Regions from separate parts of the Homo sapiens genome. Here region 2 is linked to region 1. Evidence: chromatin contacts called from ENCODE Hi-C data. All regions are on one chromosome and are shown on one strand. The core of a region is the stretch at or near the end of the contact, and the rest is flanking DNA. Distances in the headings are between cores, read along the strand shown. Region 1 overlaps SMCO4 (single-pass membrane protein with coiled-coil domains 4). Region 2 has its middle 24 kb from the start of SMCO4.

What was found. Hi-C counts contacts between places; a loop is a spot of excess contacts on that map. Pooled maps may share reads with other maps.
Region 2: a loop to region 1 is called in a map of psoas muscle, with 13 times the contacts of the local background. The contact joins two enhancer-like sites. A Hi-C loop is called at or near these places in 5 of 168 maps with a recorded cell type or tissue (Right ventricle myocardium inferior, ascending aorta, gastrocnemius medialis and 2 more) and 3 of 50 pooled maps.

The regions. Positions count from the first base shown.
Region 1 is chr11:93,527,638-93,533,887 of GRCh38, forward strand. The region is part of intron 1 of SMCO4 (single-pass membrane protein with coiled-coil domains 4); the gene reads right to left. Among named protein-coding and RNA genes, the nearest start is that of SMCO4, 13 kb to the right of the region's middle. Within about 2 kb of position 2,139, at least 21 of the 41 ENCODE cell types and tissues checked have a DNase peak (open chromatin) inside an H3K27ac peak, as active enhancers do; they include ascending aorta, gastrocnemius medialis and psoas muscle, where a contact is called at or near this core.
Region 2 is chr11:93,563,445-93,570,461 of GRCh38, forward strand. No RefSeq gene overlaps it. Among named protein-coding and RNA genes, the nearest start is that of SMCO4, 24 kb to the left of the region's middle. Within about 2 kb of position 4,092, at least 10 of the 41 ENCODE cell types and tissues checked have a DNase peak (open chromatin) inside an H3K27ac peak, as active enhancers do; they include ascending aorta, gastrocnemius medialis and psoas muscle, where a contact is called at or near this core.

The sequences.
Region 1 (6,250 bases), core at 889-3,388:
TTTTGTAGAGATGGGGTCTCACTATATTGTCCAGGCTGGTCTCCAACTCCTAGGCTCAAGTGATCCTCCTGCCTCAGTCTCCCAAAGGGCTGGGATTATAGGCATGAGACACCACAACCAGCCTAAAAAAGCAATTTTTACGTATATTTCACCACAATAACAAAAATTAGGTTAATATTTGTTTGCTTTTAAGAAACAGGATGGGTTTTGCTATGTAGCCCTCAAACTCCTGGGTTCAGGTGATCTTCCCAACTCAGCCTCCTGAGTAGCTGGGCCTATAGGTACAAGTCACCACACCCAGTATATTTTGTTTTTTTAAAATAGGAATGTCATAGGTTCACAGTGAGAATTAAATAAGATACTGTAATGGCAAGTTCTTACATTGTCTGGCACATACTAAATCCTAATAAATAATAATTAATTATCATTAATAATTTTAATAGTTATAAAGACAGTACATGCTCATTGTAAAAAAAATGCTTAAAAAGCCCTCCTATAATATGAAAATCCAGAGATGACCACTAAAATAAAGTACTTTATGGTCTTTTTCCTACACATAGATATTTCTTAACAAATTTGGAATGTAATTGATATAAAATTTTGTAGTTATGATCCATTCTTTTCTGCCTTACTTATAAATACAAAAACTTCTCACAACATCATCCAGAAATAAAAAGCCTTTGTTCAAGGAAAGGATAAAAAGTTGTGTGAAACTTGAGAAAAGAACAAGGAGATCAGGTTGAGCAACTGGAGACACCCGCCTCCAGAGCCAGAATGGAGATTTAGCCAAATCCTCCACCACCTGCTCGTCTCTGCCTCCAAGTTGGCCCAGAAAGCAAGAACTCTGGGGGTCTGGCCAGACAGGCCATCAGGGAGCACCAGGGCTGAAGCATGTTGAGTTCTGGGGAAGCCCTGTATTTATCAGGCTGGCTGGGATAAAAAGTTCATGTTCCCTGTGCCTAAACCGGCTCTACCTTCCAGGAGCTCGCACTGTGACCAGGGAGACAGTGCAAGGGGCTGCCCAGAGTGGGTGGAGAGGTGAAGGGAGACCCCCATGCCAATCATTTCATCCAACCCTCTAGATTAAAGATGAGAGAACTGAGGCCCAGGGAGGCAAGTAACTTATCGAAGGCAGCAGTGATGAAATCAGAACTTAATGTTCCAGTACCAATCTGGATACCAGAAGACCAACTTCTCAGGGTTCTAAGTGAAATCACAGCATGCCGCCTACTCAGAGCCCAGCAAAGATGCCAGGGCCCACATCCAATACATCCTGTCCATCAACAAGTACGTATTTACTAGATGTTGGGGGCATGTCAGCAGAGACAAAAGCCACCCCTGGGCATAGGACAAGGAGGCTGTCTTATGGGAGGGGAACACGTGGAGCCCTGTCTGGCTCCCACTCGTGGGCAAGGCCTTTCTGTTCTAACTATAACAAGGAAGCAAAGCCTGCCTCCACAGATTCTGAAGGAACACTACCTGAGTCAAAACTTCCTGTAGCACTCTGGCAGAGAAAGGCTGTGCAATTTAAAAGGCAGTTCCTCTAAGGAAGCTCTTTTGATGTGCTAAGGAAAGAACACCCTAAAAATAACTTCTGGAATTACACACTCACAAAACACATTTGTAACACTCACTTTTCTAGCTAGGAATCATCTTCACAACTTTCATTTTGGATGGGTGTGTTTTGTTTGGGAGGAAGGAGGGGCCCCAAAGGCAACTCCTGAAACACTACGGAAGAGCAGCTGCTCCTGGCACTGGAGAATTCTATTTTCATCTCCACTTACACATAATTATCTTCTAAAGCGATGCTCCCCAGAGGGGTCACAATGACATCGGCCTCCCAGATAACCTCCCCAAGCAGGCTGCTTCTGGCACTATCTTGGTAAGTGGAGGCAGGAGAGTCTGAAATCAGGCCCCCGCACAGCCCAGAGAGAGTCTGAAATCAGGCCCCCATATAGCCCACTTCCCCCGAGCCCTCATTACACAAGGGCCAGGCCCCTTCCTTTGGAGGCAAAAAGGAAATTAAATGTCAACCAAATAAGGATATTTCCCTTTAACTCCAAGGCCAAGGAATCTGAAGTAGTGATTCCCCCAGTAACTGGGCAAACTGAACCGACGACACAGGCCACAGACCAGCAGGCCAGGCCCGCTGAGGGCCAGCCTCCGCCTGGAGTTCCTTCTTCTTTTTAATGACCAATACTCAGATTGCAGGCTGAAGTGTTTTTATGACAAATAAGAACAACAATGTGTGAACACTTTGTAGGCCAGTAACAAGGCTGGCAGCAGAGGGCCCTGGGCCCACGTACCAAGACCACACAGCCATCTACTCACTGTCTCCAAAGGTCCTCTTGGATGTTCCTCCCTGTCCCACATTTTCAAGGCCAAATGTGGCCTGCTGACCAGGAGAGCTGACTCAACTCTTTTCACAGCATAGTGATTTTATACACAGAAGAATCCTGGAAGCCCAGAAGAATCCACATAGCTTGCACACTGACCTTGGCATTTTCTAAATCTACCCAGGTTAAAGACCACCTGAATGGCAGGCATGGCGTTCACCAGGCAGGCCCAAGGCTGAAGGGGTCGTGGGGGGAAGAGCCCACCAGTTCACACGTGTGAGGCCCTGCAGCTCACAGCAGGGCAGCTAAGCACACAGTTTCCTAGCAATTCCTGCCACCACAGCCTTGTCTGTTTGCTCTCTCTTCTTCGTGTTTGTGGTTTATGTGTGGGTGGGTGGGTAGGTGAAAAGCATACAGAAAGGAAAGGGTGGTGGATCAAGGGTCAGTACAGCACTAACATTTTTTAAAAACCTGCCTAGAAACAGCTGCTGCAAAATATCTAGGCACACACACAGCTCAGCTACATCCATCTGAACTTAGAAAAGTCCTCAATGAGCTGGCCCACACTACCTGCTTTCATTCATGCTCACAGGCACAACAGTGGCTCCCATCTTACTAGAACAAAGGCCACAGTCCACGCAAAGAAGGACCTCTTGATCCTCATCCTCTTCTTTACTCCCAACCTCTCCCTTTCCTCCCCTGACACAATGGACTCAAATTGTACTGTCCCTACACTTCAGGGCCTCTGCCTGTGCTGTCCCCTTCACACAGAATCCTCTTCCTCCACACAGCAGCTCCTCCCTCTCTCCCCCTTCTCCAGCCCCAAGTGCACACATTCCTTCTCAGCAAAGCCCTCCTTGACCACCTCACCTTCCCCTCTGCTGCGGGACTCTTCCACTTTTTCAGCAGTCACCAATATCTCACATACCACCTGGACAGAACAGAGTCCCAAAAAACTCATGTCCACCTGGAACCTCAGAATATGAGCTTATTTAGAAATAGGGTCTTTGCAGATATAATATTTTAAGATGAGTGTGATGGTTAATTTCATGTGTCAACTTGACTGGGCCATGGGTGCCCAGACTTTTGGCCAAAGATTATTCCTTGTATGTCTGTGAGGATGTTTTCTGGATACAATTAACATTTGAATGGGTAGACTGAATAAAGCAGAATGCCTTCCCTCATCTGGGTGGACTTCATCTAATCAAATGAAGATCTGAACAGAACAAACAGCCTGAGTAAGAGGGAATTCCTCTTGCAGTGTATGTAAGCTTGAGCTGGGACATTGGTCTTTTCTGCCTTTGGACTGACCTGAACTGAGAAACTGGCTCTTCCTGGGTCTCAAGCCTGCTGGCTTTTGGACTAGAACTTACACCATTGGCTCTTCTGGAACTCAAGGTCTCAGTACCTGGATTGGAACTGACACCATTGGCTCTCCTGGGTCTCAAGGCCTCAGTACTTGGATTGGAACTTACACCATTGGCTCTCTGGGGTCTCAAACTTGCTGACTGCAGCTCTTAGGACTTCTTAACCTTCATAAACATGTGAGCCAACACCTTATAATGAATCTCTTTATATACATACACATAACCCTATTGGTTCTGTTTCTCTGCAGAACTCTAACACAATGAGGTCATACTGATGCATAGTAATGTGCAGACAGGTAACACTAATTAATATATTGTACACTTAAAAATGGTTAAGATGGTAAATTTTATGGGGTTTTTTGCCACAGTTTTAAAAAAAGGCAGTTGTGAAAGGAAAATAAATCTTGGGGCCCCCAAATCACTAAGCTAAAGGGAAAAGTCAAGCTGGGAACTGCTTAGGCAAACCTGCCTCCCTTTCTTTTCAAAGTCGCCCCTCTGCTCCCTGAGATAAATGCATATCTGCTTGCTTCCTTTGGAGAGGCTAATCAGAAACTCAGAAGAATGCAACCATTTGTCTCTTATCTACCTATAAGCTGGAAGCCCCTGCCCCATTTCGAGTTGTCCCACCTTTCTGGACCAAATCAATGTTCATCTTACATACACTGATTGTCTCATATCTCCCTAAAATGTATAAAACCAAGCTGTGCTCAGACCCCCTTGGGCACATGTCATCAGGACCTTCTGAGGCTGTGTCACAGGTGCATGTCACAGGCGCATGTCAAAATAAACTCCCTAAACTGATTGAGACCTGTCTCAGATATTCAGAGTTCACACAGTCATACTAGAATAGGGTGGGCCCTAATCCAATGACTAGTGTCCTTATAAGAAAACAGAGACACACACCGTAATGGTTAATTTTAGATGTCAACTTGACTGAACTAAAAGATATCCAGATAGCTAGTAAAGTACTACATCATCTGGGTGTTTCCAGAACAGACTGGTATTTGAATCAGGCAACTGAGTAAGAAAGACTTGCACCAGCACATCCTGCCCCCAAACCCCCAGGTTCTCAGGTCTTCAACCTCAAACTGAGACTTACACCATCAGCTTTCCTAGTTCTGAGGCTTTTAGACTTGGACGGAGTCCCGCTGCCAGCCTTCCTTGTTCTCCAGCCTGCAGACACCCTGTCACAGGCCTTCTCAGCCTCCAAAGTCATGTGAGCCAATTCCCCTAATAAATCCCCTCTCATCTATCTGTCTATGTCCTATTGGTTCTGTCTCTCTGGAGCACCCTGACTCATACACAGACACAGGGGAATGCCATGAGACAGCAGAGGCAGAGACTGAAGCTATGCTCCCACAAGCCAAGAATACCAAGGACGGCCAGCAACCACCAGAAGCTGGAAGGGAGGCATGGAACAGACTCCCCTCAGAGCCCCCAGATCCATGGGAAAACATACTCCTGCTGTTTAAGCCACTCAGTTTCTGGCACTTTGTTACAGCAGCCCTGGGAACCTAATAAACATGTCGTGTATTTTAATCACTATTGTCTGTCATCCTCACTAGAAAATAGGCCCCATGAGAACAGGATTTTGGCTCCTTCTGTTCAGTGCAAAATCACCAACACCTAGAACAGTGTATTTCCTGAATGAATTCTGAGTGAAGGAGGATAAGCTTAAAGGCAGGCAGGGGTGCTATACTAATCCCAGAGGGCCAAACGGAGAGGCAGATGTTCTCTTTTCAGAGACACGAGAGCCAGGGAAAGACTGAATTGGATCTTGCTCATTTATTCGATAAATAATACTGACTGCCACACCAGTCCCCAGGAGAGCTGCTCCATGCAGGAAAAACTAACGACATACATGGTGTGGTGGGAAAGAGGGAGCAGGATCCAGTCTTTGCCCTCCCCTTGATTACAGGTGACCAGGGGAATGAAACCAGCAGACATCAACCTGTGGCTGGCACTGTAGGAATAGAAGAACATGCATATCTCAACCTCATCTCACAAGAACCTTGGGAGGAGTAAACGGCAGACCTTTGTAAAGTGCCTAACACCATGTCTCTTTCCTGCATCTGGCTATAAGCAACACATGGCAGTGCAGGGAAGAAGGGAAAGAAATCTCAACTCCCCAGAGCACAGAGAGCTGGGCCTACTTGTGCTCTGTCCTGGCCATCTGTGTAGCTTGAGGCAGACACTTTGGCTTTCAGGGCCCCACTCAGCCACCTCGAAATAAAGGGTAGAGGTTGCACTAGCAATCCCCTAACCCTCAGTCTATCTAAAAAAAGAGAAAAGGCCTCTGCGTGTGGGGCTCTGATGTGCACAAAGGAGGGGATTCTGCAGGAGCAATGGTATTGGAAGAGAACATCCCAACTCAACTCTCCTGCCCCACCTAAGGCCTCCACCGAAGCCTCCCACCTTCATCCCTTTTAATTCCCATAGCCCCCACCCTCATCTGCCCCGACAGCTACTAATCTCCTGACCTCTTCTCTTTAATGTTACCAGATTAAGTCTACTTATGTAATATGCAAATATGATATGTAGTCACTC
Region 2 (7,017 bases), core at 2,842-5,341, 38 kb after region 1:
GAAGGAGCCCCTAATGGAAACAGCAAGACCAAGCAGGTGAAAATAAAGAATAAAGGCACAGGTCTCCTCTGAAGCTCCTTTTAGTTCTCAATCCTATGACATACCTAAAAATTGCATCTACAATCCTTCGTTTAGGGACATGCGATGCTTGTCTATGCATTAACCACGCTGTGGTTTAAGAAGGGATTATCTCTATCCTACCACCTACATCAATTTTCCTTTAACCAGTTTGTATAATGTGTTGTATATTTAAATATGCATATTTTAAATACTTGATATTATTGAACAAACATGCTGAGCATTAGCTCAGTGCACAGCATCCTCTTCATTCTGACCACACTACCTTAGTGGAGGGAGTGCCTCGTGTCTTGCCTGCAGTATTTGCTTTCTCCATCCAAGTCCCCTCTTCTATATGACATTAACCTAATCATGATTTTTTAAGCCCCTCCCCATTTCCAAGGCCATTGCTTCCAGCACAAAATCTGTCCTCCTTAGCACAGCACTCACCACCTTTCTCCATTGTTTGCAGTCTAACCTTCAGTCTCATCTTCTGCCACTCCTCATCCCTCCATCCTTATCCTATCTATCCCAAGCTCCACCCACACCAAGCCACCACCCACCCAAAGAGGATTCACCTGCTGCCTGAATTATCATCAGCCTTTCTGACAGCCCCAGACAGCTCATCACTCCTTCCTCCACAGCTCTCTGTTCTAACAGTGTGCTAGTACTCACCTTATCATCCAGCCATATCTAAAACACCTAGGTAGGTTTCCCTAAGGTTCATCTGGACCTGCTTTTCTTATGATCACTTAGCCAACAAATACACACACATCTAGTGACCATATAAAATCCAGGCTTGCCGGATGTGGTGGCTCACGCCTATAACCCCAGAATTTTGGGAGGCTAAGGCGGGTGGATCACCTGAGGTCGCGAGTTCAAGACCAGCCTGACCAACATAGAGAAACCCCATCTCTACTAAAAATACAAAATTAGTCGGGCGTGGTGGCACATGCCCGTAATCCCAGCTACTCTGGAGGCTGAGGCAGAAGAATCGCTTGAACCCAGGAGGCGTAAGTTGCAGTGGGCCGAGATCGCGCCATTGCGCTCCAGGCTGGGCAACAAGAGCAAAACTCCGTCAAAAAAAAAAAAAAAAGAAATAGAAAAAGAAATCCGGGCCTGCTAAATTATTAAATATTGACCTGAGTAGATGGTCATTACTTAGAAGAAATGTATGGGCTGTTTTTTTTTTTAGCATTTATTACTTAATATTCATAAGATACATTTATCAACTCATTTGTCATATACATATTGAGCCTCTGTTCCTTGCACATACCATGCACTGGTGTAGTAAACAAGACAGTGGTGAGGAAGATGCCATCACAAAGCTTACAAAACATTCCAGATGGGGAAATAGACAAGCACAATAAAAGACATAAACATGACCGTGAAAGGCTCCAGTAAATTATCAGCAAGAACCCATCAGCAGAAAAGGACATCATAACTGGAGAAAGTTGCTTAGATTGGGTAGTCAAGGGCAGCCTCTCCAAAGAGGTGATATTTGAGCTGACACCTGGTGGGTGCACACAAGCCAACTGTGAGAAGAGCTGGAGCTAGCATTTCCAAGGCCAAGGGGACAGCGAGTACAAAGGCCCTGGGGGTAGGAAAGAGCTCTGCGAGCATTTGGAACAGAAAGGAGCAAAGTACGGCTGCCACATAAATTAGAGAGGAGGAGAGATAAGGTTGTCATGAAGATTAAATGAAATTCTAGCTAATTCTGGTTGGTATTTTTTTAAAAAAAGATTAAATGAGAGTAAGCATATAAAGTGCTTAGTGGATGCTCAATAAATGCAGTCTATTTTTCATCATCATCATCATCATCGTCATCATCATATCAGTTTGGACAGATAGGAGATAGATCATGTAGATCACTGCAGCCCATGATAAGAAATTTGGGTTTTAATCTAACAACAATTCTGAGTTATTAATGGGCTTTTAGCTGGTAAGGGACATGGTCTGATTTATTGTTTTAAAAGATCACCTGGCTGCTCTGTGCAGGGGGATTAAAGCAGGGTACAGAAGAAAAGGGGAGATAGTTGGGAGGTCTTTGTAATAATCTGGACAGGAACTTAATAACACAAAATGTTTAAACATCCATCTTTTATTTTGTTCATAAAGATGAAATCTATATGTTTTAAGTCTGCTACACAATTTTCACAATTTTGACAGAAGATGTTTGTATTTTCTGATGCCCATGTTTAGTTATGAACATATTTATGTTGGTCTCTCAAGAAGCCCACTGTGGTGTTTTCCACTTCCAGCGACCAATTCACTAATTTTCTGAGAAGCAACTGAGCGTCCTATGATTCAACTAAATTCCAACACTACTCAGAGTTAGTGTCAGATCCCACAAGGTAAAGGCTCAGTCTCACAGTACTACTCGCACTGCAGACACCAGTCACAGGTCCCACGGCACCTGTACTTCTGACTGACTGGCTATAAATCAGGAGTTCCCATGACCCCTCCTAAGGTTTGATAATTTGCTAGGATGGCTCACAGAACTCAGGAAGGCATCTTACTTACATTTATCAGTTTATTATAAAGGATACAACTCAGAAGCAGCCAAATGGGAGATGCAGAGGAGCAAAAAAGGAAGGGTAGCAGGTAGAGTTTCCATACTCTCTCTAGAAGCACGACCCTCCCAGCACCTCAACATGCTCACCAACGTGGAAGCTCTCCAAATCCCAAAGTTTAGGAGTTTTTATGGAGGTTTCATCATATAGGGAACCTCTCTCCCCCTTCCCAGAGGTTAGGGTTTGGGGCTGAAAATTTCAGGCTGCTTATCAAGGTTTGGTCTTTCTGGTGACTACCCCCATCCAAGAGCCTACCAAGAGTTATCTCATTAGAACAAGAGATGTTCCTATCACTCCAGAGGTTCCAAGGGATATGGGAGCTGTGTGTCAGAAACCCTGGGCAAAGACCAAATACATATTTCTTATTATGCCACACCACCATTGGATTAATTTAACTATTTTTATGAGAATACTCTTGTTAATTGCATTTAGAATAAAATACAAGATAAATACATAAAATATGTGAATAGTCTATAAATAGCTGGTAAGAACTGCTAGAATTGCATACCCTATGTGGGGTCAACCTTGTTATTTTGTAATAACTCATTGACTTCCCTGGGTATTACCCTGCATAGGATTATTAGCTCCCAAAGAGCGGGCCCAGTGACTTTTTGCCTTTTTATTGGCAAATGCTTGGCATAATCCCTGGCACATAATAAGTGCTCAATAAATATTTCCCAAATGCATGAATGAATACTATGGAAACACTGCAGTGGAAATGGTCCCACACCACTGCATTCCCGCCTGGGTGACTCTATTTATTGATTTATTTATTTTAGAGCCAGGTTGGCATTAATTTATTTTAGAGCCAGGTCCTTTCCCTCAAGAAACTATTGAAGTAATTGTGGGTTTTGCCACTGAAAGTAATGGCAAAACCATTACTTCTGCACCAACCTAATAGAAACCATTTGGGAAGAAAATAGAGACATGAATACTTAAATAATAATTCTTTTCACAACCGTCACAAGACAGAGATACCAATATGTGGTGAAAGCTCTTAGACTTTGGAGTTAACCTGGACTCTCAATGTGTGTGCTCACTGTGTGCTCTTCGGTGAGTTACTTCATCTCTCTTCACTTTCATGTCTTTTCCTGCAAAGGGTGCTTGTGAGAGACAGATAATTCAGAAAAAGAGCTTAGGGACAGCACCTGAAACAAAGAAAATGCTATCAATTTGAATCCCAAAAAGGATATCATTTTTGTCCTGAATAACACTGGAGCCAAGGCCAGAATATTTGTTTGGGTTAATAAGAAACAAGATTAATAATGAGAAGACGGAAGGCCTGTGTGATTTGGCATCCTGTGAATCTCGGAGGCTTAGCCTCAACCCAGCTGGGAGGTCTCCGGTCGTCAAAAGAGCAACTCACATTGGCAGCCCCTGCTGTGACACCAGGACCTTGGCGGGTCCTCCTGGGGCCCTGCTGTGAAGTGTTGGCTTGGGAATGACCCAGGGCATGGCTGTGGCTGAACCATCTCCAAGAAGCCAGCTTCTCTGCTTTTGGCTGGAGGGAGGTTTGGGTGTCCACTACTGCCAATTTCAGCTGGGCACTTGCCACGTTTTGGCAGCGAAGCTCTGGGAAAATGTGACCTCTTGTTTTACTATATTCTGCACAGGCTCATTGCCAGAGCTGGATTTTGGCCTGCACCATGGAGCTGGTGCACAGCAAGGAAGCAGTGGCTGCTTTACGGAGTGAGTGATTCATTAGCCTAGGCTCCACCCAAGTAGTGTCAAGCAAGCTAACGCTGCCTGTCTGGCCTGTCACCCCTACTCCAGCTGGAATATGGTGCCCACCCAGTAGTTTTCCCTTGCTGTCTTTGCAATACCATGAATTCAAAATGCTGAAAACAAGGCTCAGAGCCAAACCATCATTCTTCCCCTCAGTCCCATCCCTCACCCACCCTTTCCAAACTAACAAAAGTATGTTGCACTTCAGAAAACCAAACAAGAGAAGCCCAGCAGAAAGTAAAGGTGATGTGCCAAGGTGCTCAACCCTTGACACATCAAATTCTTCAACTGCACTCAAATGCTGACACATTTCTAGAGCATGACATTTTTACATAAAAATGAATATGATTATGGGACTCCTTTCTAAGGTTGCCCCAAATCTAGTTCAATGATGCAACCCGTTGCCCTTCCTGTCAATTGTCCATTGTTTCTTCTTTCTATTTACATAACATATTCATTTAAATTAGAATTTATTGTATATTTTATCTTTACTATAAGGAGACAGAATATCATGGTATTGAAGTCCAAGTGATAAAGTCTGATTGCCTGGGTTGGAATCACAGCCACAACACTTACTAATAGGTAACCTAGAGTAAGTTATATAACCTCTCTGTGCCTCAGTTGCCTCATCTGTAAAAATGGGATAAATGGAGTTTTCATGAAGCACAAATAAAATTATTCATGTAAAATACTAAGAGGAGCACCTGAAATACAGGAAGCTCTCAGTGAACACTTGTATTTGGTTTTGAGTATTTGCCAGTAACATTGTTATTCCCAAAACTTCTGATCAGTTATATATATCGTTACCTCTTTTCATTCTTTAGCTCTACTGAGTACAAATATAACAGGCATTTCATTCATTCATTTATCAAACTTTCTAATAGAAAATTTAAGTATTTTAACTTACGATGATTGTACTATTTAGGATTCTCCAGGATATATAGAGAGCTATCCTATATATAGGACACATATAGGAAATTTATAGGAATTGGCTTATGTGATTATGGAGGCTGAGAAGTCCCACAACCCGACATCTATAAGCTGGAGAACCAAGAAAGCCAGTGGTGTAATTTAGTGTACATTGGAACTTCAGCCTTTGGACTGAGATAAGGGGGTAATGGTGTCAATTCCAGCCCAAAGGCCAAAGAACCAGAAGTGCCAATGTCCAGGGTAGGAGAAGATGGATGTCCCAACCTAAGCAGAAAAAACAAATCTGTCCTTCCTCCACTTTTATGTTCTCTTCAGGCCCTCAACAGATTGGAGAATGCCCTCCTGCATTGGTAAGGTCGATCTTCTTTACTCAGTCTACTAATTAAAATACTATTCTCTTCCAGAAACACCATATCAGACACACTCAGAAATAATGTTTTACCAGCTATCTGGGCATCCCTTAGCCCAGACAAGTTGACACATAAAATTAAACAACGCAATCATGACAAAAATAATATTAAATAGTAGCAGTTAATATTTATTTAGTGTTTTCTGTGTGCCAGGCTCTACACTCAGCTATTTATACATATTATCTCATTTCATCTTCATTATTAATGGATTCAAGAGTCTGGACACAGATGGTGCTGGTGTAAGACTAAAGTTTTCACCAGCCTAAAATAAGGATGTTAGAAAGTATTTTTCTTTTTAAAGATATTTCTGTTTAAGGAAATTTATCTTTCTCACTTTTTGGTGTTAGATACTCTTCCTTTTATGGTGACAGTAGATGATAGTTTCTTTTCTGGAACATTCTTACTTGAAAAAATAAAAGGTTAGTACTAGACTTTGGTTTGGATGCATTAAATACAAAAGTCTAAAATCTGTTTCTCACCACAACTCTGTGATATAGATGTTATTATTCCTATTATATAGATAAGAAGCCAAGGCTCAGAGAGGTTAGGTGACTTGCCCAAGGTCACACAGCCAGCAAATGTAGAACCTGGATGCAATCTCAGGATCTAGTTCTTAATTCCTTGACAATCACATTTATTAGTACCTACTACATACAGGACACATATCTCATTTCACTCCCTCAGCAGCCCTGTGAGGAAGTGAGATTCCCTTTTACAGAATAATGGAACTTGCAGAGTTTAAGCATTTGCCATAATTCCACAGTTTGAAAATACGAGGGCAGGATTGGAGCACAGAGCTCTGATTCTAGCTCCCTTTCTCTTTGCAACTACCATGTGCCACACACCATAACAAAAGCTAGACCTATCACAGATAGCTAAGAAACGTGCTCTGTCCTCAAAGGCTCACAGTCTCAGCAGAGACTGTCAACAATTTATTATCATGCCCAAATAAGCACTATAGTGAGGTGTGTCTAAGGCACTTTAAGAGCACTAAGAAGGGAAAAATTAATTCTGAGGCTTTTGCAAACATTTCTGACAACATCATAATATCTTGCTATATCATATTTAAAGAATCCCATGTGAAACTTTGGATTTCATGTGACTGCTTTTTATGAACATTTGGCAGGAAAATCTTTTCCATTAACATGTTTTTGCATTATATGATGCCCTGATTAGTTAACTTGGTGAGAATTTTCTGGCATCTTGTAGACTAACACATTATTTTTTAGTAGCGACAGGGTCTTGCTACATTGCCCAGGTTGGTCTCGAACTCCTAGCCTCAAGTGATCCTCCCACCTCAGCCTGTCAAAGTGCTGGCATTA